3 separate regions of the Homo sapiens genome follow, and regions 2 and 3 are each linked to region 1. The links are chromatin loops, found by intact Hi-C in ENCODE. Cell type or tissue: PC-3. All regions are shown on one strand. Links, peaks and the distances in the headings refer to the core of each region. The heading gives the core; the rest is flanking DNA. Region 1 overlaps GNA12 (G protein subunit alpha 12). Region 2 overlaps AMZ1 (archaelysin family metallopeptidase 1). Region 3 overlaps GNA12 (G protein subunit alpha 12).

What was found. A loop is a pair of places that touch in the nucleus more often than their neighbours do. Peaks named below come from ENCODE experiments on the same cell type or tissue, not always from the same donor. Only the 100,000 strongest peaks of a DNase experiment are listed, where the experiment ranks them.
Region 2: a loop joins it to region 1, with 6 times the contacts of the local background. A loop is called at or near these places in 9 of 110 quality-filtered maps.
Region 3: it touches region 1 in a loop (4-fold over the local background); 21 of 110 quality-filtered maps call a loop at or near these places.

Annotation. Positions count from the first base shown.
Region 1 is chr7:2,816,987-2,824,404 of GRCh38, reverse strand. The region is part of intron 1 of GNA12 (G protein subunit alpha 12); the gene reads left to right. Among named protein-coding and RNA genes, the nearest start is that of GNA12, 24 kb to the left of the region's middle. RefSeq lists enhancers at 2,019-2,708, 2,709-3,398. In PC-3, for the core only: CTCF peaks have their summits at 2,926 and 3,126; DNase peaks (open chromatin) are centred at 2,384, 2,844, 2,974 and 3,664; H3K4me3 peaks cover 866 bases; H3K27ac peaks cover 3,608 bases.
Region 2 is chr7:2,717,027-2,725,443 of GRCh38, reverse strand. It overlaps AMZ1 (archaelysin family metallopeptidase 1), which reads right to left. Exons shown (of 7, transcript NM_001384743.1): 7 at 5,761-8,417. Among named protein-coding and RNA genes, the nearest start is that of AMZ1, 33 kb to the right of the region's middle. In PC-3, for the core only: CTCF peaks have their summits at 4,343, 6,146 and 6,348 (motif pointing right); a DNase peak (open chromatin) is centred at 4,343; H3K27ac peaks cover 686 bases.
Region 3 is chr7:2,756,491-2,764,907 of GRCh38, reverse strand. The region is part of intron 2 of GNA12 (G protein subunit alpha 12); the gene reads left to right. It also overlaps a transcript of AMZ1 not described here. Among named protein-coding and RNA genes, the nearest start is that of AMZ1, 72 kb to the right of the region's middle. RefSeq lists enhancers at 1,289-1,817, 2,348-2,877, 6,631-6,920. In PC-3, for the core only: a CTCF peak has its summit at 4,144; no DNase peak of the experiment used is centred there; H3K4me3 peaks cover 320 bases; H3K27ac peaks cover 1,069 bases.

The DNA.
Region 1 (7,418 bases), core at 838-5,837:
GCAGACCCAGAGGAGCCAGTGTGATGGCTGTGTAGTGAGGGAGGAGACCCCTGGATGGGCAGAGGCGGGTGCAGGCCACTGGGAAGACGCGGGCCTTAACTCTGTGTGTGAGGGGCTCTTTGTCCCTGAGGATTTCTGCAGAGGAGTGGCAGGATCTGACTTGGACATTCACGGGGTTGCCCTGGCCACCCTCACTGAGGGAGACCAGGTGGACGTGGGGGCAGTGAGAGGCTGTCATCCTGATCTGTGGGACCAGCGTGTTAGGAGTGGAGATGCTGGGAAGCGGTCAGATCCTAGAAATGTTGTGAAAGTGTTGATGTTGAAAATACCATTTTTGAGACAGGCAGACATGGGTGTGATCTGTTCAACTGGAAAAGGAGTCAACTATCTTTTAGGAACCATGTTTTGAATGTGAGCAAAAAGAATGGTGGTGGCATATGGTAATGACACTAACATGTAATGAGCGTTTCTCTCTAATTAAAGGGGATTTATTTTTATTGCCCTTATCTCTGTTTTCTAGAATGCGCATTATTTTCATGGGAAAAAGAGTCTTAGAAAAGACATTGCTTCTTTCTCTAAGTAATTTTACTGCATGATCTTTATTCTATGAAGTTTACTCATTTGCATTGGGTTTTATAGATATTAGTAGGTAGTTTGTGCTTTATTATGTCTGCAACATGCTTTTTTAATTTTTAATTTTTTTTTTAGCTTGCCTAGCCAACTAGAATGAAAGATCCTTTGACATTGAGTATTGCATTTTTATTTTTCCTGTATTCCAGCTTGTAACAGACACTTCCTAAGTGCTTATTGAACGAATTGTTCTAATTCTTTTAAGCAACGACTGGCCTCTTCCCGAACAGTTTTATTTTTCTAAATCTGCAGAGGGTTATTATTAGCATGCTTGAAAGACCAAAGAATGATTGTCTAATTCTTGAAGGTTCTCATTTGTTCTTCCTTATGCCCTCTGTTCCTGTTACCTTCCCCAAGCACTCCTCCTGCATATGCCGTCAAAGTCCTGAATTGGGGCTGCGGTTGAAGTTGGAGTGTCAGAACACGCTTTTGCCCTTACTGCTATCAGCCTTCAGTCAGATAAGTAGCCTTTTTATATAAATAGTTCCCTCTTGTCTCTGTAGAGCTGGGGAAGGCGGGGTCCCTTGGGTTTGTGTGTATGCTGGATGAAGCAGACAGAAGGGTTCTTCAGGGTATGGGGCCGTCTCTGGACTACACCAGGAAGCCTGGAAAAGGCCCTCCAACAAAGCCTGCCATAGATGATGCCTCGGACCCCACGTTTTTAGTTACAAATAATATACAAATAGTTACTGAGAATTAAAGTTACTTTCTTCAAGGCCATCAGAGTGGTTGGTAACTGTAATGTCCCTGAAAGACTCAGTGTCTTTAATCTCCTAAACCATGTTGAATTCCAGTAATGGGAGGCCAGGGAATGGGCAGAGGACTGATAGTGAATCTAGGGAGCACCTTTTTATCACATCTAGGAGGGGGCTGAGCAGACTCTCTTAGGGACTGAGGGGGTTGAGTGTTTATCTCCTTCAACTCCTTTCCAAGTCATTGTCTTTAAATCTTTCTTTTCTTTTGGAAACGGAGTCTTACTCTGTCGCCCAGGCTGGAGTGCAGTGGGGCGATCATAGCTCGCTGCAGCCTTTACTTTCTGGACTCAAGTGATCCTCTCAGTTCAGCCTCCTGTGTAGCTGGGACCACAGGCACGCACCACCACGCCTGGCTAATTTTTCTGTAGAAACAAGGACTCACTATGTTGCCCAGCCTGGTCTCAAACTCCTGGGCTCAAGCAGTCCTCCTGCCCTGGGCTTGCAGTCCTTTTTCTTTTTGTTGATTGAGGCTGATCTCACGCTCTTGGGCTCAAGCAGCCCTCCCACCTTGGCCTCCCAAAGTGCTGGGATTACAGGCGAGAGCCACCACGCTTGGCCCTTCAATCTTTATCAGGGTTTGAGAAGGGGACTTCCATAAGATATGTCTTAGATTGGGGAGGTTAAGAGTGTGCCAGGTCTCAGGCCCACCTAACTCAGAACTACCACTCTTAGTTACTGGACTGTCTACAGATGCTAGTTCCAGTAGGTAGATCTCTGAATTCTGAAGAAATTGCCCAGTGAAGCCTGACATGCAAAACAACCACTCCAGTCGCTGCCGCTGTATGGTTGAAAACGTACGAAGAACAACATCTCGGAGGAGGCATAGCTTCCCACAGAAGCTTCAGAATTTGTAGGTTTAGATAAAAAGTTAAAAGAGAATGGGAAGGCTAAGCACATTCTAACGTTTTTTAGCTAGGTTTGTTAAGAAATGTTGGTGGTAATCTGAATCACCCTTGTTGATGTGTATATCACATTTTACATAGTTCTAGTCATCACATCCTGGAATGTCAGCCTGGGCGGGCATGCGAGGGCCTGGTCTGATTCCCCTGTGTCCCTAGGGCCTGGCACCATGGCAGCACATAGTAGGCATTTGAGTATTTGTTGGATGCATAAATAAATTCTTGTAATAAATACAGGAAAAAGGTCTTAGGGAACTTGAAAGCCAAATTTTAATATTGATGATCTTGTAAACAAAGTATTTTTCATGTTTTAGTAACATGAAGGTCAGGATTCCACTAAGCAGGAATATGGTGTAACCTCATGTTTCCTGGCAACTAGCCCTTTGCTACTAGACTTGCCACAGGAAGGGAAAGAGCTTACCTAGCATTGTTCATCACTGTCTTGCTAAGGTGGAGGAAAACGAGGAGCAGGGAGCTGAGAAAATAGAATAACTGCAGGAGTTTCTCTTGTCCATAGGGCACACCGTTTGGGGTGAATTGTTTTGCTTGGGGCCACCCAGTGAGTTCGTTTGGAGTTGCAAGCCTCGCTTCCTTATATAGAGTCATTGATACAATTGGGGAGTTTCCTGAGTGGATGATTAAAGCAGTTCTGTATTCATTCTTCTCTGTAAGTGCCAACACCTGGCCGTGATTTCTCTGCGGTCAGCTGGAGACTGACATCCATTTTCTCACAGTATTTACGAGGGAAGGGAACCCTGGTTGGTGAATTCATTCTCATGGTCTTTTTGCCCGAGTCAGCAGCAAGACAGTCACCTTGCCACGGGAGGCAGCGTGTCCCTGTGTTGAACAGGCGGAGAGTCTCCCCTCAGGATACAGCAGGAGTGATTGGAATGATTCTGTTTCTCAGCCTGTCTTGCAGAACATCTGTAATCTAAGCGTCATCACAAAAATTCTTAAGCCAAGAATAAGCAGAACATTAACCAGAGAATAATTGATTGGCATCTTTCACCTAGACAACATTTTTGTGAAATGGGAGTGATTCCTGTGGAGTTTTGTCCATGTTGATGAAAACATGGATGTAGGCCGGGCGCGGTGGCTCACGCCTGTAATCCTGGCACTTTGGGAGTCCAAGGCAGGAGGTTTCTTGAAGTCAGCAGTTCAAGACCAGCCTGAGCAACATAGTGAGATCCCATCTCTATCAGAAATTTTTAGAAATTAGCTGGCCATGGTGGTGCATGCCTGTAATCCCAGCTACATGGGAGTCTGAGGCAAGAGGATGGCTTGAGTCCAGGAGCTTGAAAGCTGCAGAGAGCTGTGATTGCACCACTGCATTCCAGCCTGGGTGACAGAGTGAGATCCTGTCTCTAAAGTAAAAAGTTTTAAAAGACACAGTTGGAGTTTCCTCTTTGGAAGATTACAGGGCAGAGGCCAGGGTGGTCAGTGAGTCAGGAGCTGGTGACTGGCCGGTGGGGCAGGTCTGGACAACAAGCAGCTGCCACACTGTGTGTCACTTCCGTGCTCTGTGCTTTACAGCGCTTGGGACTTTCTTTTTCAATTTTTTAGCTTTTTTAATTTTATTTTTTATTTTTTTGTAGCGATAGGTTTTGCATGTCTCCTGGGCTAGTTTCAAGCGATCCTCTCACCTCAGCCTCCCAAAGTGCTGGGATTACAGGCATGAGCCACCATGCCTGGCCTCAGCTTAAAAAAAAAAAAAAAAAAGCTTTATTGAGCTATAACTCACATATCATACCATGCCCTCATTTAAAGCCTACAATTCAGTGGACTTCAGTCTATTTACAGAGCTGTGCAGCCATCACCACAGTCAATTTTTAAAACATTTTCATCACCCCAGAAAGAAACCCTGCAGCCACTGCACATTTTCCTCCTGCCCCAGCCCCAGCCCCGGGCGGCCACCAGCCCACTTTCGACACCGTGGATTTCTCTCGACGCTGTTGATTTGCCTTTTCTGAACATTTTATGTAAATGGAATCATACAGTATGTTGTCTTCTGCGACGGACTTCTTAGCATCGTTTCTTCAAAGTTCATCCATGCTGTAGCGTGGCATCGTCATCCCTCTAAGCGGCCGAATAGCATTCCCTTTTGCTACGCCCCGTTTTGTTTATCCGTGCCTCAGTCAGTGGCATCTAGGTTCTTTCCATCTTTTGTGTGTTATGAATGATGTTGCTATAAACATCCATGTGCGGGTTTTGGTGTGAACATGTTTTCTCTTGGGTGTATTCCTAGGAGTGGAATTGCTGAGTCAAATGGTTGCTTTATGTTTAACATTTTGACGAGCTACCCGAGTGTTTCTGAATTGGCCGCAACATTTCTGTTCCCACCAATATAACGTCTTTGGGGTCTAACCGTGCTTGTGTTTATCTGTCCTTTGAATTCCAGCCATCCCGTTTTCGGTTTGCCTTTCCTCGATGGTGAATGAGGTATAGCATCTTTTCATGTGCTTATGGGCCATTTGCGTATCTTCTTTGGAGATATGGCTATACAGATCCTTTGCCCATTTTTTTAATTTGGATTATTTGTCTTTTATGCAGACTAGGGAATTTCTTAAGGGGACTGCTTTTGGTTATTGTGTTTCTCACTTATAAACTCACCTTTCAGTAATGAGTCACATACACCTCCACAGCTGTTTTGGTTTTCTGTTGCCACTGTAACAAATTACCACAGGCTTCGGGACTTAAAACATTTATTTGTTAGCTCCTAGTTGCTTGGGTCAGAGGTCTGGGCACAGTGTGGCTCAGTTGGTTGCCCTGAGTGTCATGAGACTAACAGGAAGGTTCCAGCCGGACTGTGTTCCTTTTTGGAGGCTCTGGGAATGCATCGGCATCCAAGTTCATTCAGGTTGTGGCAAGGGTTCAGGTCCTTGCAGCTGTAGGACTGAGGTCCGGTTTCTTTTCTGACCTCCCTCGGCTCCTGGAGGCCTCCCTCCAGTCTTGCTTGCAGCCCCTGCAACTCAGAACCAGCAGCGAGCGGCTCACAAGGAACCTGCCAGACTTTTCCACCTTCCACATCTGCTTGTAAGGACTGGTGACTCCATCAGGCTCGCAGGGTAATCCAGAATAATCGCCCTATTTTAAGCTCAGCTGATTGGTAGCCTTAATTACCTCTGCAAAGACCTTTCACCTAGGTTCCCAATTGATGAATACCCCCGGCCATCTTTAGAATTCTGCCCGTGCCACGGGCTTGTGGCCTGCCTTACAGCCTTCTAGTTACAGGGGACCATGAAAGGGTTGTGAGGCTGGTCAGAGAGAGTAAGTGAAAACGGCAAGCGAAACCTGTGGGAGAGGCCACTTTGAGTCGCCTCCCTCCCTTGTTCGTTTGTCCTTTGCTTTTTTTTTTTTTTTTCAAGTTAGGGTCTCTGTCACCCACGCTGGAGTGTAGTGGCGCGATCTCGGCTCACTGCAACCTCCACCTCCTGGGCTCAGGCAATTCTCATGCCTCAGCCACTTGAGGAGCTGGGACTACAGGGCTACGCCACCATGCCCAAATATTGTTTGTATTTTTATTAGAGTCGGGGTTTCACCATGTTGCCCAGGCTGGTCTCGAACTCCTGACCTCAGGCAATCTGTGTGCCTTGGCCTCCCAAAGTGCTGGGATTACAGGCATGAGCCACCGCACCAGGCTTCCTGTTCTTTATTATAAGTTGTATTTTCTTTATTACAAGCTGTAGTTTGTCTAGCCTCTAATCAGTGGTTCTCCGTTGGAGAGACTATGCTCCCCAGGGGGACATTTGGCAGCGTCTGCAGGCGTGTTTGGTTGTGACACTGATGGGTGCCGCCGGCATCTGATGGTTGGAGATGCTGCTGACTGTCCTGCAGTGTGTGAGGCGCTCCAAAACAGAATTCCCCAGCCCCCAGATGTCAGTACTGATGTGGTAAACAAACTTTGTTCTATGTCAGATGGCCAGTTTTTTAATGGCAGAATTACACTATTATGTAAATAATTGATGTTCTTAATGATGACTCCCCCCAGAACCTACAAAACCCTGACATGCCTGTTAGCTGTGTAGGGAGTCATTCCGTGTTCATTGAATTAATTTTAATACGTTATAGTGAACTACAGTCCCACTTGAAACATTAAGAGCAATCTTACAGTGTGCTAGTACTTTTTCTTCTTTTTTTGTTTAGTTTCCTAACTATGAAAGCAGGTGTTCTAATACATTTGGAACTAATAATTCATGTGTAGTGTACTTATGGAGACTTAAAAATAAAACTAAAGGGAGGGAAGGAGGAATGGAAGGAGGAGATGATAATTAACAAAGAATTCCTTATTCACAATTAATAGATGACAACATTTGTCATAACTTTAGATGTTTCTTCTATGTTCCGTTCTCCTCCCCAGTCCTAATACTGGAACCAAACTGCTTAGACCAGAATCCTGAGTGACCTTGGATCAGCTGCATTCATTCATTTGTTCCACAAACATCTGAGTGCCAGGGGCTGTTTTCAGCATTGGGAATAACAGCAGTGGCCAAAAGTCAGAGTCCATGTTGTCTGCGTAATGGGCAGGTTAGGGACAAATAATGAGTAAGTGAAGAAATATATAATGTCTCCACAGAGAGAGCTGAGGGGCTGGTGTGGGCAGAGCAGAGTGAGTGAGGGCGAGAGAGCAGGTGGACATGGGGTGGCTGGGGTAAGGGAGGATATACAGTCTTGCAGGCTGTGTAAGGATTCTCATTTAAAGTGGAGTATGGGCCGGGTGTGGTGGCTCATGCCTGTAATCCCAGCACTTTGGGAGGCCGAGGCAGGGGTGGGAGGAATCACCTGAAGTCAGGAGTTCGAGACCAGCCTGGCCAATGTGGTGAAACCCCGTTTCTACTAAAAATACAAAAAATGAGCTGGGCATGGTGGCGCGTGCCTGTAATTTCAGCTATCAGGAGGCTGAGACAGGAGAATCGCTTGAACCCTGGAGGTGGAGGTTGCGGTGAGCCGAGGTCGCGCCATTGCGCTACAGCCTGGGCAATAGAGCGAGACTCTGTCTCAAAAATAAATAAATAAAAATAAAGTGGAGTATGATGGGAAGCCATTGGAAAGTTTAAGTAGAGAGTTGAACTGACCCAACTGTGTTTTTAAAAGGGTCATTGTTTGTTAAGTGGGGAGTGTAGACCTCCTCCAGGGG
Region 2 (8,417 bases), core at 2,027-7,026, 100 kb after region 1:
ATTTCTGGGCTGCAGTATTGGCATCTCCTCGGGTGGAAGCTCACTTCAGACACAGGTCACTGCTCCCTGGAAGCATCCTTCGCCCTTCCCCTCGCGCAGCTGTGTCCGTCTGGTGCCGCGGGCCCAGGGCAGCCCCTTCTAGGAGATGCTGGCGTGGCGTGGTTCTGCCTACCGCAGGCCATGGCCATGGCTCCAGCCCCTGAACCCGGAGGACCTGAGGGCCCAGAACAGCCATGCTTTGGGCCTTAGCTAATCCACATCCCACTGAACTAGTCCCTGGCAGATAAGCTTTTCTCAGTGTTTGAATTTCCCATTCACAGGGTGCGCTCGCAGAACCCAGCAGGAGGGAACAGGAGGTCCCTAGAAGTGAGGGAGTTCCAGATACCCCGTCCTGGTGGATGCTGCTGCAAGTTAGTGTTTGTGTGCGGTGAGGGGTAGGAAGTGGGTAGAACTCAGAAATAGACCACAGTGCTTCTGCGCAGAAAAGCAGACCACCCGCTGGGGTACCGGCTTCTCTGTCCTGGCGGATCCGGGTGTGGCGGGGACGAGAATCGCTCCCATGCTTAACCCTGACGTTTGGAAATCCTTCCCGGACATTGTCATTGTGAGACTCTCACGCGCCCGGCAGCCTCGGCACGTGGCTGACGGTGATTTGCTGGAAGTCGTGTTGGAAATGCGGCTCAGTGGCTGACTTCACAGTAGTAGAAACAGCTCCACCCAAAACTTAGGTGCTTTTTCTTAAGCAGGTTCAAGGAGGTTATTTTCTCCCTTTGGTTTTCTTTCGGATGTGTGTTGTAACATGAACCAAAGCGGGACACAGGTGCAGTTACCGTGGGGTCCCACGTCAGCCTGAATTTCCTGCCGGGCCGACACACAGCCTGGCCCTCGTGGGTGGGGTGGGAGGGTGCAGAGAGGCACAGAGGGCCATGGTCGGTGGAAGGGCTTCCCGTCTCTTGCCTGGTCCTGTTGGTGAAAATGAAGGGCTCTTGTTCCAGGCCTGTCACCTTGGCACCCTTTAATTAACAGTGAACTCACTTCATTCTGTGATTTTAAAAGCTGATGCATTTCACCCAAATGAACGTAACCCCACCTATTTGTCGTTGAAGTAGAGCTTTCCTGGAGGACCACATCTTCTCGACAGGTCGCAGGTCTGGCCTTGCCCGGCGCTGGTGAGCCCCAGCTGGCTTAGACCGTGTAGCTCGTCTGTTAAAGTCTGACCAGAAGTGGCCGGGCGCAGTGGCTCATGCCCGTAATCCCAGCACCTTGGGAGGCTGAGGCGGGTGGATCACGAGGTCAGGAGTTCAAGACCAGCCTGGCCAAGATGGTGAGACCCGCCCCCCCACTCCCCATCTCTACTAAAAATACAAAAAATTAGCCAGGTGTGGTGGCAGGCGCCTGTAATCTCAGCTACTCGGGAGGCTGAGGCAGAGAATTGCCTGAACCCAGGAGGTGGACATTGCAGTGAACTGAGATGACGCCACTGCACTCCAGCCTGGGCAACTGAGCAAGACTGTCTCAAAAAAAAATCTGGCCAGAAGTCCAGTCGAGGGAAAGTTTATCGCCGCAGAGACAGATGTAGGGGTGGTCAAGAGCGTGGCCCTCTGTGAGGAGGATGTAAAGTCCTCCAGGCCCAGCTCCGGGGCTCTCTGGTACTAGCTCCAGGCGCAGAGGGAGTCTCTGAGAACAGGGTTGCTGGGGACAGCCGCGGTGCCTGACCTGCAGGCCTCCATCGTTGCTGTCTGCAACTTCAGCCTCTGCCCTGAAGCTGTGGGGAAAGCTGATCTGAATCGTCCCCGAGAGCTTGGGGAGCGCCGAGGGGGCATGCAGGGCTGTGGCCAGCAGCGTGAACCCCTCGAGACTGTGGCACCCCTCCTCCTCCTCAGTCCGACAGCTGGCTCCCAAGGGATCTCCCGCAGCCTCGGGGTGATGCAGGAGATCTTCGCCACCAATGTGTTTCCCATCTGTGCTCCTCAAAGAAGGTCAGTACAAACTAGGCCGAGGACACTTGGTCAGGTAGGAGACTTTGAAACTCGGGCATCAAGAACTGAACCAGACCTGCATCTGGAAATCACACGAATGAAGTTGGTTCTTTGTGGCTCTCCCGCTCACCCAGGCTGTCTGGATGCACCCGGGTGCATGTTGCCACATTCCCCTGCAAACAGGTGCCAGCAGCTCTTGTGACTTAGCTGTGGGTGACAGGTGCTGAGCACGCGTCTGCAGCAGGGCCCCCACACAGCCCACAGGCACCGTGGGCTGTACACTCTGTGGTGCTTTCTTATTAGGAGTCAACCTGTTCAATTTTTTTTTCTTCTTTTATAAAATGTACTCAAGTCACATATAATTTCTACACCACTCACAGGTTGTACAACTGCCATGCAAATGCATTTCAGATTTACTTTTTTTTTACACAGTGAACCTTCTTGATTTTTATTTTGTTTTATTTTATTTTACTTTATTTTATTTTAAATATAGGGTCTTGCTCTGTGGCCCAGGCTGGAGTGCAGTGGTGTGATCATAGCTCATCGCAGCCTCAAAACTCCTGGGCTCAAGCAGTCCTCCCACCTTGGCCTTCCAAGTAGCTGGGACCACAGGCATGTGGCCACCACCCGCACCTGGCTAATTTTTAAATTTTGTATAGAGATGGAGTCTCACTGTGTTGCCCAGGCTGGTGTTGAACTCTTGGCCTCAAGTGATCCTCCCACCTCAGCCTTCCTGAAGTGCTGGGATTACAGGCATGAGTCGCTGCACCCAGTCTGGGTTCTTAACAAGCCTATGCAAAATTTAAAATCTCTGTTGCATCTGTCAGTCTCGAATCTCAAAAAATTACCTTTTGACCTGTCAGGCAAATTGGTTTAAAACATTCAAAATGTCCTGGCTGGGCACGGTGGCTCACGCCTGTAATCCCAGCACTTGGGGAGGCTGAGGCGGATGGATCACGAGGTCAGGAGATCGACACCATCCTGGCTAACACGGTGAAACCCCGTCTCTGCTGAAATATAAAAAATTAGCCGGGCATGGTGGCGGGCGCCTGTAGTCCCGGCTACTTGGGAGGCTGAGGCAGGAGAATGGCATGAACCCGGGAGGCAGAGCTTGCAGTGAGCCGAGATCGCGCCACTGCACTCCAGCCCAGGCGAGAGAGCGAGAGTCTGTCTCAAAAAAAAAAAAAAAATTCGAAATGCCCTTTTTCTTAACTCCATTTGAACCAGCTCACATCGATGGGCACAAGCGTCGCCAGGAAATTCAGTGTGGTAAGCTTGGCACCTACTCATGGCCACCGTGTCCTGAACTCCCTTTCCTGTGCTCAGGCCCCAGCCCACGCAGCAGGAGGACACACTGCCGAAGGGACCAGTTGGACGGCCTTCTGGCTTTAGCGCCTGTGCCTTTCAGGACCTTAAATACAGAAAGGAACCGAGTGCTCTGTGCAGCCCCTCCAAGACGGTCGCTACAGCGCCAGCACCACCTGCGCCGGGCCATCATGCCGTGACCGGACTTGGTTTACGAATACAGTGTACGAGGTTAAGATATGATAAAGTGTAAAAATATATGTTATAGCCACGGTGGTTAGTTTAACATGTTTTGTATATATGATTTTTATAAATCTATTAAAATGTGCCTTAAATTACACCTGTTTTCCTGGCGTGTTATGTCCCTGCCTCCCCCGCCACTGCTGAGAAGTGGGGGGCCCCTGAGTGTGGCACCCACCCGCCGCTATCTTTTTTTTTTTTTTTGAGACGTAGTCTCGCTCTGTTGCCCAGGTTGGAGTGCAGTGTCGCGATCTCGGCTCACTGCAACCTCCACCTCCCAGGTTCACACCATTCTCCTGCCTCAGCCTCCCAAATAGCTGGGACTACAGGCATCTGACACCACACCTGGCTAATTTTTTGTATTTTTAGTAGAGACAGGGCTTCACCGTGTTAGCGAGGATGGTCTCGATCTCCTGACCTCGTGATCCACCCACCTCAGCCTCCCAAAGTGCTGGGATTACAGTGACCCACTGCGCCCAGCCCACCTACTGCTTTCAAACAGAAGAATGTGTGTGGCAGTGGATTCTGCAGCATGCGTCGCATCCACGGGCTTCCAGAGTGCGTTCCACCGTGGGGCAAGCACCTTTCCCGAAGCAGAGGCCTCCTCACATCTTCCACACATCTGCGGTGCGCGGCAGGAGAGTGAGGTGAGCGCTCAGCACAGGGCCCGGCTCAGGCCTTAGTCCCTGTGCTTCCACTCCTGAGCTCCACCCTCCCCTGGCCTTTCCATCCCTCCCAGGCACAGGCGTCCTGGGTTGCTCTTCCTCCCGGCATTGGCAGGAACCTCCCGCGCCACCCAGTGTGTCTTCAATAGAGTCGGTCGTTTTGCAGCTGCTGGTCGCCACCACCAGACCTGTGGGCGTAAGGCAGGCAGCCAGCGATGACAGCCCGCAGGGTCACACAGGAAACATGCTGTGACATTCGTATAAACAGAAATAACGGGCTGGGCGTGGTGACTCACACCTGTAATCCAGGCACTTCGTGAGCCCGAGGCAGTAGGATTGCCTGAGCCCAGGAGTTCAAAACCAGCCTGGGCAACGTGGCTGAAACCCTGTCTCTACCAAAAACAAGTTTTTAGTTAGCTCAGTGTAGAGATACACACCTGTAGTCCAGCTACTTAGGAGGCTGAGGCAGGAGAGTCGCTTGAGCCCAGGCATTTGAGATAAGCCTGGGCAACATAGCAAGACCCCTGTATCTAAAATAATTTTTTTTTTTTAAAGGCTGGGCGCAGTGGCTCACACCTATAATCCCAGCATTTTGGGAGACTTCGGTGTTTCACTTGAGGTCAGGAGTTCAAGACCAGCCTGGCCAGCACGGTAAAACCCCGTCTCTACTAAAAAATACAAAAATTAGCCAGGCTTGGTGGCAGGCGCCTGTAGTCCCAGCTACTTGGGAGGCTGAGACAGGAGAATCGTTTGAACCCAGAAGGCGGAGGTTGCAGTGAGCCAAGATCGCACCACTGGACTCCAGCCTGGGCAACACAGACTCTGTCTCAATAAATAAAAATTCAAAAAAATAATGATCCCCTCCAGCCCCCAAAACACACACTAGTCTTTCTCTTTTTGTCACAGCGCATAAAAAGTGTTCACCCTGACGTGGGGAGACATGGAAACGGGGAGTGAACATTTGTGAAGTGACTCTTCATTTGACAGGTGTTTTAAAAGCCTCCAGCAGTGACTAAGTGTTTGTGGATGGGCGTCCGCGTGGGTAGATGAACCGGTCCATGTCAGCAGAGGAGCCGAGTCTCAGAGGGGAGCCGCGCTTTGCACGGAAAGCTCTGCAGCAGTGCGTGGCAGCCCTGTCGGTAGGTTCCCGTCGGCTCCTTGCCTTCTCAAATGCAAGGAATTGCTTATCGAATTCAACAGACACATTCTCTTTTCATTTAGCCTTCCAGAATTTCATCCTCTTCGTTTAAGCCCTTTTTAAAATTTGGAGTTGAGGCTGGGCACGGTGGCTGACGCCTGTAATCCTGGCACTTTGGGAGGCCAAGGCGGGTGGATCACGAGGTCAGGAGTTTGAGACCAGCCTGGCCAAGGTGATGAAACCCCATTTCTACTAAAAATACAAAAATTAGCCGGGCATGGTGTGGCAGGCACCTGTAATCCCATCTACGTGGGAGGCTGAGGCAGGAGAATCGCTTGAAACTGGAAGGCAGAGGTTGCAGTGAGCCAAGATCACACCATTGCACTCCAGGCTGGGCAACAAGAGCGAAACTCCATCTCAAAAAAAAAAAAAATTGGGGTTGATAGCATTTATTAATTTTGAGAATGAAAATGTAAGATGTAAGCATTATAGAAAAGCTGAGTAACAATTTATTTTGTATATCAAAGTCGTCCATCAGTCATTGCAGTATAAAATGTTCCAGGTGTATTTCCACTTGGACTGGATTTTTAAAAATAACTGTGCCATACAATCGAGCGGTGATCAAAGCTCATGTAATTAGGGCTAAGTCGTTCCCGTTGGGAGAGGCTATTGTGGGACTTGTGCGTCGGGCCAAGGGATGCTCTGGGCTCTGCTGTTGGAGCAGAGGAGGGAGCTCTGCCAGGCGCGCGGGCCTTTGCCCTCTTTAGGCATTGCTCCTGCTTGGGGGTCCGTGACAGACATCAGGTTATGCCATCAAGAGCCCCACGTGAAACAACTGCCTCCAAGTGGTGCAGGCGGGAGAGGCGGCCGGAGGATGGCAGGAATAAAGAGACACCCCCCTTCCGACAGGGGCCACCTGCCGTTCTGTCGGAGGAGTTGGGTTGGCAGCCGACAAAGCTGCTGCCCGCATCCTGCCCATCCAGTAAAGGCCTCGAGCCCTCACAAGGGGGCGCCCAAGAGGACGGCCACCACCCACCCAGAAGGGCACAGGTAGAATGTGGTAGAAGTTTGATCTCACTTCAGATGGGGGGGAAAAAAAAAAAAAAAAGTCGCCTGTTCTTGCAGCTTCCCTCCCTCTTTCCTTCCTGCTCATACATTTGGAATAAATGGCCGGAGCTCTCCTGTACCCCTGCCTGTGTTAAGCGACCCTGAGAAAAGCGTGTTCTCTGCCTCTTCCAACCCACTCCGTTTCCCGTGGTTTCTGTGACTCCCCTGTTCCCAGAGGCCTACCCCAGGTGGGCAGAGCACAGGGAGAGGAAGTCCCTGAGAGCCGGACGCAGCTCGGCCCTGGCCTGCCCGCTTCTCCCTGACCACAAGACCAAGCCCGGCTGCACAAGCCCTGTCCTGTTAGAAGGGACAGTGGAGCTCCTACGTGAGAAAGTGTTGGAAGAAATGGTGAAGAGTCCACTGCCTTCTGCTGCTGAAAGCCTGACCGAGAGGGGCGTCGGCTTCAGACTGGACCCCACACTGCCCCCGGGAGCCGTCAGCCGCGCTCATCACCTTCGTCCACGTGCCAGGTGAGTGGGCGCCCGCGGCTGCCACCAGCGTCCAAGAGTCAGGGCTGAACAAAACACGTCCCCATTCATTCCCGCTGGTCACAGACCACTGAAGGAGGCCCACGAGACAGACTCACAAAGCGCGGTGAGGGCCCTTGAACGGGAGATGGTCTTGGACTCGAGAAAGACGTGTTGGCCTTTGCTGAGAAGGGGCGGTTCAGTCATGCTGTATCCAGAAAACCAGGCACACTGTGGCGGGCAGAGCACCCTGCCTGAGAGAGAAAATGGACACTGGGCCCACAGTCAGGAGAGCCAGAGCTCTCGGCATCAGAGGAGCCCCAGGGTGGAGCCACGTGACTCCATGCCGGGCTCAGTTTCCATGTGACAGAAGTGCGTTCATTAAAAAGCCCAGGGAGCAGGCATCGAGGGAGGCCTCAGTGGTGGAATCTGGTAGGTGTCGTCTCTGGTTAATCTTGCGAGAGCTCGGGCCCCTCTCAGAGAGGGCAGGAGGTTGGACGGGCCTGGCTGCCGCGGACCCTCTGAGGGCCATTGTGGAGCCGCCGGGGGAGGCAGGGGCCGCCGTGTTTGCTCGACTCCGGTGACTATTTGGATTTGCCTCATCGTCACGGGAACACTGCAGCGGGGAAGAGTTGGACTGAACGCGTGGTGACCCCAGGACGCTTCTTGGAAATTGCTTTTTAAAATAAACCCCTGACATCAGCCTGTTTTCATTTGCCTCCCTACCCAAGAAGCTGAGTTCAAAAATAAACCTCCATTCTTCCGGGTTCTCATTCATCAAGGTGCTGCTGTAGGATGTCAGAAAAGGGAAGGCTCGGCCGGCCGTCTCCACCCGCGATCTGCATCTGTTTTTAACAGCGTTCGCAGGCCAGGGCTCTTTACAGTCAAGCCGGAAGTGTTTCCTAGATTACCCTGCGGTGTTTATCTTTGACAGCCTCGTGTTCCAAGAGCCATAAATTTGCTGCTGCTTTAGGTTTCCTTGAAACTGGGCACCTCTGTGTGCAGTTGCCCCACAGGGATCACAGCTAGATTTCAGCTCTGGAGCAGCCTGCGTGCGGGGTGAGCTCCAGAGAGCCCTTGGGTACAGGGCGAGCCGGTTCCCGGGGCCTCTCCCAGGACGGCAGCCAGGCCCCCGTGAGTCTCTCACTCTTACTGGAGCTGCAAAGCCAGCTTAGAGGACGGGCCGTCGTTTGCTTCCAGCACACAGGCAGGCAGACCCAGTTCAGGTCTATGAGCCCCGTCGCGAAGCCCTGATTCTCTCCGTCTTCACGGGGATAAAAATATTCCTGTGCAGGCCTCGCCCTCCTTTTATAAACAAAACAAATCAGTGAAGCCCCAGCAATCACGGGGGTGTTTTCGTTGGCACCTCACCTAAGAGTGCCGGCCACCCACCCAGGCCTCTCCTCAGAGTCCGAAGGAGCTGCACGGGCCAGAAAGCCTCCTGGTTATCAGAACCGAGGGGCGTGGGTGCCGGTGTGTGGGGGCTGCTCAGGGATCAGGGTGCAGGCCTCCCGCG
Region 3 (8,417 bases), core at 1,343-6,342, 60 kb after region 1:
CATTTTGGATAACTAACGCGTGCTTAAGCCTCTGAGGACCTCATTCACTAAGAGGACGAGGCGGCGCAAGTCCAGCTGTGGTCAGTCTCAGTGTTCCCTTCAGGGTCCGCCGGCTCACGCTGGGAGAATGAGAGGGACTTCAGATGCTGCTTCAGTTCCCAGCTGTGGCTGAAGCTACTGGGTTCACCCAGCTCACCTACAGTTTACAGAGAAATAAAGCAAAACTCAGATGCATTCAGACAGAACCCCACCTCGAGGGCAGCCTCAGCTCTGATGAGACCAGCTGACAGGCCCTGGCTCCCTAAGCCATGGCAGAGGAGATCATTCATTCACATGTCAGAGACAAAGCCCAGGAGTCTGGATTGTGAAGTAAACGCTGAGCCCGACCACAACCACTGTGAATACTGGGCAACTGGGGCGTCTCAGAGGATTCAGGTAATTGAACAAATAGACTTCATACGGAATCTCAACTCTCCTCTGGTCAGCAATATCAGATGTACTTCTGTGTGAATAATAAACCAGACTGCCTGGATGCGGGAGCACACGCCTGGAATCCTGGCACTTTGGGAGGCTGAGATGGGAGGATCACTCCAGCCTAGGAGTTTGAGACCTGCCTGGGCAACATAGTGAGATCCCATCTTTATTAAAAAAAAAAAAAAAAAAGAAATTAGCTGGGGATAGGTGGCACGTGCCCGTGGTCCCAGCTACTCAGGAGGCTGAGGCAGGAGGATCACTTGAGCCCACTTCAGTTTGAGGCTGCAGTGAGCCATGATTGCACCACGGCCCCCTAACCTGGGCAACAGAGTGAGACCCTGTCTCAAAACCAAAATGATAAAAAATACTCAACCAATCAGAGGACACCAGCACAGCAGCCTTAGGAAGACTTCTAGAAAGTATAGGCAAGCCTCACTTTAGGTGCGTACCCTGTTCTCATGCCCCTGTAGTGTTGCTATAGGAAAGAAGGGTGCATAATTGGATTCACTTTAACCAAGACTCTAAAGCAACAGCTCAGCTGAGCTCCTTCTCTCTCCGTCTCCCTCGCTCTCTGCCAGCCATGGAGGCCACTGAGTGGGGATCTCAGTGCAGAGGTCCCGGCCTCGCCTGCCCAGGGAGCTTTCTTGTTCCAGGCGACAGGAAAAGCAGAGCCTGTGGGGGAGGCATTTTGTGCAGGGAAGGCACATTTAGAAGAAGCTTTGGTTTCCTGGACAAGCCCAGGCTTTCTCATTCTTACCAGGGATCTTCCTTAGATGCTTGTCCTTGGGAAGTGTAAATGTGTTCACTGCAGCTCTTTCTGCATATTTTAGACCTTAAAATAATTGTTTTTTGTTTCGAGCTAGCCTTAGATTACAGGACCATTGAGAATTGAGACACTGCTTGGGACATGGACTGGAGCTTCATCCTCAGCCATAGAGCAGCACTGCTGCCGGGGTTGAGGGAGCTCGGGGAGCTTTTCCAGACAAAACCTTTGCTCCAGGCGTTTGGCAGGGCCATAGGAAGAGCTCCTTTGTGGGCTCCCTGAGCTGGAACTCGGCCTTCTCCGCCCGATGAAGCAAACAAACTGTGCCGAGGGCGCACCGGCATTTGTGCCGTCAGCAAGCCGGGCTGTGTCTCAGCCTCACAGCACTCCTCCCACGGGCCTGGGAAGGCAAATGTGTTTTCTGAACTGTGTTGAGACCGTGTGTGTGTGTGTGTGTGTGTGTGTGTGTGTGTGTGTGTTGGGGTGTCTTGTGAAGTCCTGCTAACCTCTTGTCAGCAGAATATTCGAGAAATGCTTCTGAGAAGAGAGAGGAAGATGACTTCAGAGGCTGCTTGTGGTCTCTCACTCAAGGCTGGTAGGGAGCCCCGGTCTGCGTCCTGGAGGAACGGCACGCTGAGTCCTGGGCCAGTGGCCGGCGGGGCTGTTGGCGACCACAGTAGCACACAAGGGCTCTTTCTGAGGAGCAGGAGACCCTGGCACGGGCCCCACGGGAGTGTCTGGGGCGTCCCCGCCTGTGGCCTCTTCTCCCCGCCGCAGCACCAATGGCTCCACGAGCAGGGCTCGGAGCTGGCCCTCTCCTGCTTCGGAGCCGCGCTGACTGGGTGTGTGGCGGATGGGAGGCCGCCCTGAGTGCTCCTCCTCCCTTTTGTACAGCCTGGGTGGAAAGGACGGGCCTGGTGCACTTCCTGCGGGAGGGAGGACATGGGGCCTGCTTCCCTCTGGCGCTCCTCCACCCGGGCAGCGTGGTTTCTTTCCAAATGATTTATCCTCTCATCGTCCTGCCGCTCTGTGCTTCATGGCATTGGGGTCTTATCCGGAAGGGGATTGTCCTTTTTTGGGTTTGTAAATGTAATTTTCAGGAAATGTCATTGGATCTAACTCCAGAATAGAAGGCGTGGTGGAACTGCTTTTGTAGTCCACAGTTAGGCTACTCACACCTCAGGCCCCGCACACGGGTGGGTTCAGAGGCTGGACTTTGGAGTTAAGTAGCGTTTTTGCCCTTGGCCAAGTTAACGTCTAAGCTTTGGTTTCCTCAGTGAGGAAAGTGGGAACCGCCATACCGTGTCTGGATTCGGTGGGATCGTGTGTGTCCAGCAGCAGTCGCGCAGCGCCTGGCGTGAGTGGTGGGTGCACGCCGGCCCCGCCATGTGCACCTTCTGTGACGACCCTAAGTCAGGGTGGTGTTTCCTAGCAGTGCAGAACACGAAGCCCTTACAACTTCTCCTAGAAACGAAGCCTGGGTTGACCCCTCCACCTCAGGGTGAGAGCTTTTGGTATTTTGAGTCAGTATTTTTGGCATGTCTTGTTTTCACAGGTTTCTCTGCCGCTTTCGCTTTTTTCTGGAGGGGCTGGAGGTAGGGACAGTAATGAAGGTAAGGAATGCGGATGGAGCCGCAGTTCTCTGCGAGTGTTCTGTGTGAGTGCTGGGAGGCCTCGGTGAGGTTAGGCTGTGGTGCTGGGTGGACTGGTGGGCGGCTGGACACTCCACATTTTTCCCTTACATTTGGACATTCCGTGGATACGACAGATGGGAAAACTGGACCAGCTGGAAGCCGAATTTTACGTTGTGACCTAAAGAGCTGTTAGGTACTCAGCACTATCCAGGGTATGAAAGCAGCATTAGTTGGTCATCTCTTCACGTTTTAATGAACGTGAAGTGCCGATGCTCTTTTCATTTTCCAGTGGCCCATCTTGTCAACTCTTCATTGTTTTTTAAGCAAATTCAAGGATTCGGTCAAAGGAGAACCAATAGCTGCAAATTGTAAATCCTGTGAAATTGTCTTTGGGTTCCGTCCTGAGAGGCCGGTTCGGGAACGTGCCCTGTGTAAAGTGAGAACTGTTTGTATCCTAGGAATTCGGTAGATGAGGTAGTGACAATTCTGGAGGGCGATGCTGTCCGTTCCAGCTCTTTTTAGTCATCCTGAATTGCATCAGGTTTTAGGAAAAAGTTTCTGGTTTTCTTCTTTATTTGTACTAGGCTTCTGAAATATCTCAAATTCTGCCATGAAGTCAGCCGTCCTTGGGAGTCTGTGTGGCACAGATGTCTGGTTTCAGGGAAATCACAGCTGCCATCTGCGTGCCCACCCCGTGCCTCTAGGCATAGCCAGCAGACGGCTCTGTGAGCATGGGGTGGTGGCTTTGACCTCATAGAAGAGGAAACTGAGACCCAGAGGGGGACTGTGCCATCCACGGCCGGGAGGTAGCAGAGCCGGGGCTGCTGTGCTGGGAGCTTGTTTGCGCAGTGCCGTGCACGGTGGCTCGGTGAGGCGGCCGTGGTTGTCTCCCATCCGCATAACTCTAAGAGGAGCCCCACAGCCGAGAGCCAGACGTGTAGGAAATGCTTTCTATGAGATGCGTGCTACGTTCCTGACTCCGTTTACATGTCATTGTTTTGGGTCTAAAACAACATGCTGTCCCAAAACTACCCATGAACTGTGAGGACTGAGAGCAAGCAACTTCGTCAAGACTGTGGGAAGGACAGGGGGAGCTGGAGTGGGGAAGGTGCCAGCCAGAACCCCCCACTCCCCACCAAAGAAGCCACATTGCTGTGAGGATGTGACAACTTCTGTTCCTCGTGTCACCAGCCTCTTGCAGACAAGCTAACCTCTGGTGACTTGGTAAAGCCACGCAGCTGGGACGGTCCAGCAGTAGGGAGCTCGACGCTGTCCCTAGAGGAAAGATTAGAAATGGTCGTAGCTAAACTTAGCTCTGGATAAGCTGCCTGTAGAAGGAAATGGAGATGGATTTGGAGGGTGGAGGTTGGGAAGGTTTAAAGGGACAGTGACAGGTCTGTCCTGCTTGAGGGATGTGTGTGGAAAGTCTTCACAGGCTCTGGTGCAGTGCTCGTCAGGGACGCCCTGATGTGACGTGGTGCCATAGTCATCTTAGGTCTTTGGAATGAAGAATAGGCTCTGCCCAGAAGGAAGTGAAGCCACGGTGTTGATTTGACAGGCAGAAGGGCCTGGGTGGTTCTCAGGTGCTTACCACAGCGTCCGGGAAAGACCACTGACATTGATTGCTTTGATCTCCTGGGTGATTGGCAGTGAGCCAGTTCAGATCCTCTGACTTGGTGTCCCCCTGGTGTACTGGTAAGGCATTCTATTGAGTCGAGCCTGTGCAGAACACAGCAGGTTGTGGACCTAGGGAGGCAGCGCTGCTGGGAGGCGAGCCTGAGCAGCTCGTGCTGGGGTGTGCCCTCCTGCCTGGACTCTGCACGCGTTGGGTGTGTCTTCAATCTCCACTCCTTCCCCAGGCAGAGGCGGGCGATGGGAAGAAAGCACGTCCATCACGTGGGGCTCTCTTTGTCCACACATCCAAGCTACACATTGCCAACAGAGGCCTTGGAGCTCTTGACCTTCAGTTCCTCAACCTTGACATCCTAGTGTTTTCATATTTTAAAAAATACTTTTAAAACTGAGTGTTCCTGTCATTTTTATGCATTTGTGGTCATGTGACAAAGCCACTGGTGGCTTCCAGCCTACACAGCCTGCTTGGCAGGAGCAGGTGGCAGAAAGCAGGGAGCGGAGCTTTTCAAAGGACCTCAGCTGGCCGTGGGGCTCTGAGACGGGGGCGGACAATCGCATTGGACGGCATCTGCACCCGTTGCAGAAACTGCCTGGAGGGAGCGGCCCAGCCCTAAGGACAGTTTTTTTCATGGCCTTCAGTCTGTGTTTTTTCTCTTTTGCTCTTTTTAAAATTCTGAAGTGTATACATCTCTCTCCTATCCTGTATGACTACAGAAGAGGGTCTGAAAAAATAGGCACAGCGTGAAACAGCATGAACAAACACCTCTGAACCTGCCACTCAGATGAAAAACATCAACAGTAATTCATAAACCCCATGTGAGCCACTACCGCCACCCCAGCGTCACCACTATTCTAGTATTTGGCTAATTATTCCTTTCCTTTTACTTGTCTTTTTACCACCTATTCCTAAACAGTAGTAACTTACCACTTGGGCATGTTATTTAACCACTTTGTCTCAGTCTTCCCATCTGTCACATGGACAGAACAGTAATAACACACCGTGAGTATTGTGAGAATGAAGGTGATATGGGGGAGGCCCTTAGAACAGTGCAGGCACATAGGAAGTGCAAGGTAGGTGTGAGTTCTTACAGCTAGCGCTTTGTTTCCTTTTGCCTGTGTTTTAACTTCATGTAAATAAGGACAGTATAACCATTTTATGACTTATTTCTTCAGCGTTATATTTTGAGATCCATCATGGGGTTTTTATTTTTATTTTATTTATTTATTTATTTATTTATTTATTTATTTATTTATTTATTTATTTTGAGACAGTGTTTTGCTCTGTGGCCCAGGGCTGAGTGCAATGGTGTAATCTCGGCTCATTGCAACCTCCGCCCCCTGGGTTCAAGTGATTCTCCTGCCTCAGCCTCCCCAGTAGCTGGGATTACAGGCGCCCACCACCACGCCCCGCTAGTTTTTGTATTTTTAGTAGAGACGGTGTTTCACCATATCAGGAGGCTGGTCTCGAACTCCTGACCTCAGGTGATCCACCTCGGCCTCCCAGAGCGCTGGGATTATAGGCATGAGCCACCGCGCCCAGCAGAGACCCATCATGTTGATACATGCGGTGATAACCCTCTCATATCCATTCTTCTGTGGTGTTCTATTAGATGAGTAAACTGCACTTGATTATCCACTGAACCAGAGGTGGGCACTGGTGGCTTCCAGCCTAGGGCTGTGACTCTGCTGTTAGGGGCACGCTGCTACACAGGCACCAACCTCTCTAGCACAGGGGTTCCTCCAAGTGTGCTGTGGGGGCCCCCGAGACCCTTTCAGGGGTTCCCCCAGGTTCCTTGAAAGGCTCCCCTGATTAGATCAGGCCCACCAAGATCACCTCCCTTTGGCTTAGCTGAAAGTCGCCCAATCACAGGAGATACGTTCCATCACACTCCAGCTTCCTCCCACGCTGCAGGGGAAGAAATTGCACAGGGCGTGTGTCATTGAGGCTCGTCTTAGAACCCTGACAGCACAGAACACATGAAACTGCTGAGACACTGTCTGCCCTTTACACCCTCTTTCATGTGCAAGCCTGCATTGGAGCTTTTCAGAGGCCACACGACGTATGAGGATGTCATCACTTGGATGGCGAATGAGATAAGTGTTTGCAGAGCCTTGTTTTCTTAAAGTGCTAGGATTACAGTGTGAGCCACTGCACCCGGCCCTAAAGCCTTGTTTTCTTAAAAGCTCTGAGTTTTCATTTCTAATACTGTAAGCATCGATAGTTGGGGAGATGTTGAGTTTTTGGGTTTTTGTCTTTGTTTAAGAATAGGATAGTAAAAATAGAGGGGCTTTCCATAAAGAGCCTGAAGCAACAGCTGCTGACTCATCCTGTTGGTTTTGAGTTAGGGAGTGACTCATCCCCAAGCAAGAGGTTTTCCAGACATTTATTAGGTCTGTAGAGCTTGTGTTCTGTGTTAACCAGGCAGCTACATTTGCAGGGGGAGGGAAGAATCATTCCTTATTATTGCTATTCTGATGTGGGGACAGCGAACAGGAGTCAGAGAACCACTAAGCTATTAAAGGAAAAAATATTTAAGCTGCCATTTAAAAAGTCAGGTTTGAAAAAACACATGTCTTCATTGACTCAGCAAGCGTTCAGTACGTACTAAGTGCAAGAGGTCCCTGGGGCTGAGAATGTGCAGGGAAGATGACATTTTCCTTTATGCTTCATGGTTATTTTGCCCTAAGAAGTACTAAAGGTTTTTTGTTGCTGGATGAAAAGATTACCACCAATTAGCAACTTAAAACGGCACAGATGTAATGATCTCCCAATGTGCTTGGGTCAGCAGCCTGGGCATCCAGAGTTCGCCACGTGCTCTGCTCGGAACCTCGCAGGCTGGTGCACCTGGCCGCGTTCCCATCTAAGGCTTGTCATCCTTTTTCAAGCTCACTGGTACTGGCAGAGTTCATTTCCTTGCAGTCCTCTGACTGATGTCCCATTTTCTTACTAGCTGGCAGCTCCTAGGGGTGCCCTCACTTCCTTGCCACGTGGCTCCTCCTCATAACACGGCTGTGTGCTTTCTTCTAGGTCAGCAGGAGAGCACCTCTTTTAAAAGGCCCACCTGACATGGCGAAACCCTGTCTCTACTAAAACTACAAAAAATTAGCCGGGCATGGTGGCGGGCGCTGCGGTCCCAGCTACTTGGGAGGCTGAGGCAGGAGAATGGCGTGAACCCGGGAGGCAGAGCTTGCAGTGAGCCAAGATCGTGCCACTACACTCCAGCCTGGGTGACAGAGCAAGACTCCGTCTCAAAAAAAAAAAAAAAAAAAAAAAAGGCCCACCTGATTAGATCGGGCCTGCCAAGGTCACCTCCTTTTTTCCCCCGCCTTGGGACAGAGTATCGCTCTGTTGCCCAGACTGGAGTGCCACTGGCACAATCACGGTTCACTGCAGCCTCGAACTCCCCAGCTCAAGAGAACCTTCCACTTCAGCCTCCTGAGTAGCTGGAACTACAGGCATGTGCCACCACACCCGGCTACTTTTTAAATTTTTAATAGAGATGAGGTCTCACTGTGTTACCCAGACCAACCTCAAATGGCCTGGGCTCAAGGGATCCTCCCACCTTGGCATGAGCCACCATACCTGGCCCAAGAGCACCTCCTCTTTGACTAACTTAAAGTAACCAAATCACAAAAGTGATGTTCCATCATATTCTCAGGTCCCTTCCACACTCCAGGGAAAGACAGGGGCGTCTGTCATCGAGGCTCATCTTAGAATTCTGACAGCACAGAAATCTTTTCCTAACCCAAGATCACACAGATCCTCTCCTATGTTTTTGTTTGTTTGTTTGTTTGTTTGAGACAGGGTCTCACTCAGGCTGTAGTGCAGTGGCACGATTGTGGCTCACTGCAGCCTCGACCTCCCGGGCTCAAGAGATCTTCCTGCCTCAGCCTCCTGAGTAGCTGGGACTATA